3 separate regions of the Homo sapiens genome follow, and regions 2 and 3 are each linked to region 1. A link is a loop called in an ENCODE intact Hi-C map of the cell type or tissue named here. Cell type or tissue: heart right ventricle. All regions are shown on one strand.

The links. Hi-C counts contacts between places; a loop is a spot of excess contacts. Peaks named below come from ENCODE experiments on the same cell type or tissue, not always from the same donor. Only the 100,000 strongest peaks of a DNase experiment are listed, where the experiment ranks them.
Region 2: a loop joins it to region 1, with 2.6 times the contacts of the local background. A loop is called at or near these places in 3 of 110 quality-filtered maps.
Region 3: it touches region 1 in a loop (2.7-fold over the local background); 5 of 110 quality-filtered maps call a loop at or near these places.

Annotation. Positions count from the first base shown.
Region 1 is chr7:80,546,382-80,548,881 of GRCh38, reverse strand. It overlaps LOC124901685 (a long non-coding RNA gene), which reads right to left. Exons shown (of 3, transcript XR_007060402.1): 3 at 2,215-2,342. Among named protein-coding and RNA genes, the nearest start is that of GNAT3, 36 kb to the right of the region's middle. In heart right ventricle, no CTCF peak of the experiment used is centred here; no DNase peak of the experiment used is centred here; H3K27ac peaks cover 1,273 bases.
Region 2 is chr7:80,471,559-80,474,058 of GRCh38, reverse strand. The region is part of intron 5 of GNAT3 (G protein subunit alpha transducin 3); the gene reads left to right. Among named protein-coding and RNA genes, the nearest start is that of GNAT3, 39 kb to the left of the region's middle. In heart right ventricle, no CTCF peak of the experiment used is centred here; no DNase peak of the experiment used is centred here; H3K27ac peaks cover 1,880 bases.
Region 3 is chr7:80,481,476-80,483,975 of GRCh38, reverse strand. All of the region lies in intron 3 of GNAT3 (G protein subunit alpha transducin 3), which reads left to right. Among named protein-coding and RNA genes, the nearest start is that of GNAT3, 29 kb to the left of the region's middle. In heart right ventricle, no CTCF peak of the experiment used is centred here; no DNase peak of the experiment used is centred here; H3K27ac peaks cover 1,167 bases.

The sequences.
Region 1 (2,500 bases):
CACAGTAAACTAGTTGTGTTAAAGGAACAAGTGAACAGACAGAACTACCACTTAAGAAAATAAAAATGAGCTTTTGTACAATGATAAGGGGTAGATAGTTACCAACATTAATAGTTGGGAAGTTAATGAAAAAAATATTTATGACATGTACCAATTTGAGAGTAAGAATGAGAGAAAGCTAAAACTAAGAACCTTAGTGAGTAATTGCTTCTGGACAAAATCCCTAGCCTTCAGTCACAAACTCAAGCCTGACTTGTTACCAATTCAATAACACCTTTCCTAAAACTACCCCTCATTCTTGTAGAACAAATATACTCTCTGCAGTTCCTCTGCATAGAATATGTATTTCTATTTCATATTTATATTACTTGGCTTTATACTAAACAAAGTGGACAAATGCCATTCAATTATGCATATTACAAATAATTATTGGTCACATTCTACTTACCAGAAAAATGTACCAGGGTCTTGGTAAATGCCAGTGCAATGGTACTGCTACAGAGGGTTTTACTAGCTAGTGGGGGAGATGGATAATAAATAAATAATAAATTTATGAAGAAAGGGCTTATAAGTCTATTAATTTGACAAACTGGTATGGCATTTCAGATAGAATTAAGAGATTTAAGAATGCAAAAATGTATGATTGGGAGAGAAGGGGACAGAGCAGGCTGGTGAGGAGATGGTGCTGGATAGGAAAGCCAAGACCTGATACAAGGGACCTGAATGCCAGGCCAAGGAATTAGACTTGATTTTCTAGGCCAGAATCTTAATTGGTAGGGATTCAGAAATCTCTATTTTAACAAGCTCTCAGGATGATTCATATGCTAAACTACCCAGCCTAATCAAATAAAAGAACCCTTTGGCCATTATCAGACATCAATAGTATGGCTTATAGATTATTTTTCTAAAATGATATAGCATTATTATTGTCTTCACATTCTTAGAATTATTTGTTGTTAAAGTTATATCAGTGATTTTTAAGTTGAAACAAGAAACTGTCATTTTCATATCTCAAACATTAAAATATCAATAGTTAACATATATTTCAATCTAGTTACTAAAATTTTACAAGTATTTAAAGAGAATAACATCACATATTATAGGGCTTTCATAACCTGGACCTTGATTATTTAACATGTGAGCTTTATCACAAACCCTTCAAAAATTAGGTCTTAATGAATTAATGTATTTATTGCCCATTCATGTATCTCGCTAACATTAGTTGAGTGCCGAATCCAGGGGTCAGGTCTAGTTCTAGACTCTAGAGATACCACAATGAAGGTGACTACAAAATCTCTGTAGTCAGAGAGCTTATGTTAATGGCCTGAAAGATCTTTTTAAAGTGATCTTCCACTAGACTTGAAGTAGGAAAACCTGGATTCTAATTTTGTCTTGGCCCTAAATTTGATGGTTTATTTGAGAAAAATATCCAGATTTTTGATCCATGACATAAAAATGTTTATATGTACTTTTACATAATCTCTAAATATCTCCTAGGCATAAAATTTCAAGCTTCTATTTTTCCACATATTTCATAAACTTCCAGGCTTTTCTCAGATATTTATACCATTAATTTTAATACCTTACTTCACAATATCTTTATTTCCATTTTGTTCATTCTCCTTATAGTATAGTTCTTATAGTTCTATTTTGTTTATTTCTTTTATCACTTTTGTCAATTTTTACAAATTGTCAGATAAAATCGTATGTATTTATCATGTACAACATGTTTCAAGGTGTATTTACATTGTGAAATGACTAAATCTAGCTAATTAACATATGAATTCATTCACATAGTTATATATTTTGTAGTAAGAACACCTATCCACTCTCTTAGCATTTTTCAAGAGTTCTATATATTACTAATCATATTGTAATACATAATAGTATCACTATATTGTACAATAGAGCTCTTGAACTTATTCCTCCCATCTAACTGTACTTTTATATCCTTTGACCAACATCTTCCCAGACCCCTTTCCTCAACTGCCCCAGCCCTTGGTAACACCATTCTACCCTTTGCTTATATGACATCAACTTTTTCAGATTCTACATATGAGTGAGATAATGTGGTATTTGTCTTTTTGTGCCTTGCTTATTTCACTTAACATTATATCCTCCAGGTTTCATATTTTAAAATTGGTACCCCTGACAAGTGTATTTACTGTAGTAGTCCATTTTCACGGTGCTGATAAAGACATACCTGAGACTGGGAAATTTACAAAAGAAAGAGGTTTATTGGACTTACAGTTCTACGTGGCTGGGGAGGCCACACAATCATTGCCGAAGGCAAGGAGGACCAAGTCATATCTTACGTGGATGGAGGCAGGCAAAGAGAGAGACTGTTCAGAGAAACTCCCGTTTTTAAAAACATCAGATTTCATGAGACCCAATCACTATTACAAGAACAGCATGGGAAAGACCCACCCTTATGATTCAATCATCTCTCACTGGGTCCCTCCCACAACACTTGGGAATTATGGGAGCTACAAGATGAGAT
Region 2 (2,500 bases), 75 kb after region 1:
CTCATCCCTCCTTCCAGGCTAAAATGCTTCTGGCTTGAGCAGGTGGGGACTAGATTTTACTTTCCTCATGCTTAAAACTGGCACTGTACTTTGGGGAAAAAAAAGAAAATGTATTTAAATAACATACAAGAAATGGGTGCCAGGAATCCTATTTCCTTTGCCTTTCTATTTTCCTATTTGCTTGAAATATTCCTATAACATCTGTTTCCTTAATTTTAAAAAATGCAAATTACCAAGATGAGAATTATTTGAATATGATACTATTTACTGCAATAACAAGGCATATTTTATAACCATGTTTTGAGTATGAAAATGAATCATTATTTTCATTGCGGTTATATTATCGAGAGCTTCCTAGAAATTCTACTGCAAAATCACTCATTTACTATACCAAGAAATGGAAACCCATACTATAATGTTAGAAAATATCCCTTAATATTTAAATACCTTTTTGTATGGATTGTGGACAATATGGAATATTAAACATTAATAGCAGGTTCTAGCTGCATTGTTTAGTAATGACAAAAATCAATAAAAATATAACTAATAAAATTACTCTTGTATCAAACAATGAGAATAATCTTAAAGAGTAAAAAACTGGAGATAGAGTGGCATGAATTATTCATATCCATTCGTGAGGAAAAAGAAAATGGTAATTAATCAACATCATAAATTTATTTTAGTAAGATAAAAGCTTCAAATATTTTAAAGTATGTGTTATATATAATATCTAAGTAGAATACCTATTATGTAGATAGTATATTTTCAACTAATACGGAAAAACTCTTCAAAATTCGTATCTAAATTTTAGGCCCACAAATAGTTAATTTTCTGAAAGATGAGCCAAAGATTAAACCAGGGTAAAGGGACTGCACCGATTGGGATCAACATCCTCTCTTGGCAAATGTAGGAAAAGTTTGTCGTCAGTCTTGGCTTCACTATTGTATAGTTCTTTTTGGCAACTACTTTCTTCAGACTCCTCACCTTTGATCCAGTTTCTGGGTTTTCCTTTGAGGCCCTGAGTCCAGTTGTTTCTCCCCCTCTGCCCCTCCCACGCCAGTGAAAACATTTTTGACACTGTCCCTTTTCTGTCTTACTCTTTCTTTTCTCCAGATGTCTCACTGAAACAGACTAGAACTGAGTGTGGGCCTTGAGGCTGCCCAGACCAAAGTTCCAATTCCAGGTTACCTAATAATTAGCAGTAGGAGTTAAGAAACACAGTTAACCTTTTCTTTATTTGCTTGCCTAATGAGTTTGTTGTAAAGATTAGATGAAGTAAAGTCCTAGTAGAGAGTTATAACTTGATGTAGCTTACCTTTCATAAGCCAGTAGAACTCTCTGTGTCCTAGATTGTCTGGACCATAAACGGGTTTGGACAAGTGATGTTACCTGTTGAATACCTAAAAGCTCACTACCCAAGTCACTCCCTACAACACCAACCAATTTGGTATTGTCTCAAAAATGATCACTCTCAAAAATTATCTTGTTTATGTATCTGTTCTTTAACATTTCAAGCCTTTGTACTTGCTAGTCTCTTTGCCTAAAGTGCTCTGCCCCTGAATCTGCAAGAAACATCTCCTTCTTATGATTAAGTTCCAAAATCAAATGCATATCCTCATGGAGGCATAACCATCTTATCTATGTACCATCCATGCTTATCCCTGTCACTATACACCCTGCAGCATGCTCATAAATGTTTAACAGCAGGGTTTCTGGGGCAGTAAGGCGATGGAGGGCTGGCTGATTGTAGCTCTTGATTTTTCTGGTGCAAATAACCCCACCATGGTCAATTTCAGTCAACCAAGGTGATGTCACTAAATGCAGAGTTGAGGAGAAATGCAAATAAACAGCTCTCACTAGCTAAGCCAGGGTGAGCCATAGCCACTGCAATATTGATACATCACATTGCTTTCCTTTTAAAAAAAATTATCAATATATGAGATTGCCTTGCTTCTTTATTAGTTTTCTCTTTTTGTTTCTGTTTCTATCTCATATGCCCCCGAGCTCCTGGAGGCTAGGGGCCATGTCTATTTATAGCTCTACTTCCAGTGCTTATTATAGTGGCTAGCATAGAGTAAGAATGAAGGTAATTTTTGCTGAATGAGTAAATGCACTATGCCAAACACTCTACATACACAATCTTTATACTTGCACAGTAACACCATGAGCTGAGTGTTGCTATCGATACTCAGGATAAGCAATCTTGGTTATCCTGAGGCTAACTGGATAGCCTCAAAAACTGGAGGCTATACTGAGATAAAAGATTTCCCCCAAGGTCTTTCACGGAAGTGCTAGAGATGGAATTAAAATGCATATCTTTCTGTCTTCAAAGACCACACTCCTTACACTGTATGGCACTGAGTTGTTAGATAAATTGGGTGAAAACCATTTTTCTGTAGAGTGTTGTTTTCAGTGTTGTTGGTCATTTATAATCTCTTTCAGAGAGAAGGCGGGAGGGAGGATAAAATGACAGCCTTTTGGGGAACTATCTTTAAGTTGG
Region 3 (2,500 bases), 65 kb after region 1:
AGTAAATAAAATAAATATTCTTTAAAGAGAGAGAGAGAGAGAATGAGCCATTCCAGGCCCACTGTAATTCCCAAGCTTTTCCAAATACCTCATAGGGAAATAAAACTTCTTTGGGATGCCACTCAAATCCACAGGGTGTTATTTGAAAAATGTGGCAGAAAGGATGATTAGAGAAGGCTTCATTGAGGAGGTGGTATTGGGAAGAGACTTGAGTGAAAAAGGAAGTGAACCACCGAAGGACATGGAGGCAACAACCACTGAAATGCGCTGAAATGAGGGCTTGGTGAGTTCAAGGAGCAACAAATTGTTCAGTGCATCTTGAGTCTTGGTGGCAGGGAGAGAAAGGGAGAAAGGAGGGAAAGAGGGGATCAAAACATGTAGAACCTTGTGAGTCACAGTAAGGGATAAGGGATTTGGGTTTTATGTTGAGTTTTGAGTTTGGTGAGAAATTACTAGAGTTTTTAAAATATAACAATAAAATAGGAGTTAAGTGTTCGATCAGTTTGGCCGTTATGAGGAAGCTAAGTTTTCATAATACCTATACATTTTGGTGTTATATATTTTAAAAATTCACATTTGATGGGTAGGCTCAATCCTTTAAAAGCTTTAAGGAATTTTAAATTTAAAGAATTGTAATTCTTTAAATTATACCAGCTTTTCAATAAGCACAGAAGAACATCAAGAATGGAAATACACTATGTTCAATAAAGTGTTATTTATGGTTAAAAAAATAACAACTGTATATTGCCAGAAATTCTTAATGCAGTCAGAACAGTTGCGTCACCTTGAAGCTTTTAAAAACTACCTTTGCAGGGCCTGACATGCAAGGATGCTGATTCATTTTGTTTGGGTTGCAGTTCTGCTATCAGTACTTTTAAGGGTACACCATATGCTTGTAATGTGCAGCCTGGATTGAAAATCATTACCGTAGGCTCCAACTATGCACGCACAAATTTAAAAAGTAAAAGGTCTGGAGACACAAAAACCAACCTGATAGGATAACTTGCCTTTGTAGGAGGTAGTAGGATTGAAGTGGTCAAGGGAGACTTTGTAACATTGAAGTGTTTAAACTAGAACTATATTCATGATACCTCTACAAATAAAGTATATTGAAATTAAAAATAGAATATTTTTTTAAAAAGGAAGGACAGGTATGGTGGTTCACGCCTGTAATCCTAGCACTTTGGGAGCCCGAGGTGGGCAGATCATGAGGTCAAGAGATCGAGACCATCCTGGCCAACATGGTGAAACCTCGACCCTACTAAAAAAAAAAAAAAAAAAAAAAATTACAAAAATTAGCTGGGTGTGGTGGTGTGCACCTGTAGTCTCAGCTACTTGGGAGGCTGAGGCAGGAGAATCGCTTGAAAGTGGGAGGTGGAGGTTGAAGTGAGCCTAGGTTGTGCCACTGCACTCCAGCCTGCATGACAGAGCAAGACTCCGTCTCAAAAAACAAACAAACAAACAAACAAAAAAACAAAAAAGAAAAAGAAAGAAAAAAGAAAAAGAAAATAAGAAAGAAAAACAGAAAGAAATGAAACAGTATATTTGTTTGGTTTGTAAAGCTATGCTGACAAGATATATAATTTTTTCTCCTTAGGGATAAAACTGTGTAGTGGTTGTTTTATGGCATCATTCCTCCTAAACAGCACTTTAATAGTGGAAGGAGCCAATAGCATGATGCTAGTGAAAGTGACCAGAGCATATTTCACTGAACTTGCAGTTCTCTTTCATATCCATTTAACAGAGAAATGGGGTTTTAAAAATCTATCCTGTGTTGATGCAGGAAAATCAGGTTGAGACTTGATATGGCCATTTGTTGACAAAAAAGCCAAACTCCGTAAAATACTTGAAGAGATTTATTTTGAGCCAAATGTGAGGGCCATGACCCATGGCACAGCCTCAGGAGGTCCTGAGAACATATGCCCAAGGTAGTTAAGTTATTGCCTGATTTTATACATTCTATGGGGATTAAAGTTACAGGCAGATATCAGTCAATACATGCAAGGTCCAGAAAGGCAGGACAATTTGAAGCGGGACCTTCCAGTCATAGGTGGATTCAAACATTTTCTGATTGGTTGAAAAGAATTAAGTTATTTTCTGATTGGTTGAAAGAATTAAGTTATTGTCTAAAGGCCTAGAATCAGTAGAAAGGAGTCTCTAGGTTAAGAGTCTGTGGAGACCAAGGTTCTTATTATGTAGATGAAGCCTCATAGGTGGCACCCTTAGAGGCAATAGATGGCAAATATTTCCTATGTAGACCTTTAAAAAGTGCTAGACTTTCAGCTAATCTCACCAGGATCAGAAAAGGCCTTGAAAAGGGAAGGGGCTTCTCTACACAATGTAAACTTCCCCCACAAAAGACAGCTTTTATTTTCTTGTTATTTTCTTTTATTCTTTTATATATGCCAAAAAAATATATTTGGGGGTAAAATAATTTCTTTCAGGGCCTGCTCTATACTGGAGTCAGTTTGGAATTTGGAATCTTATTGCTATAAAGATT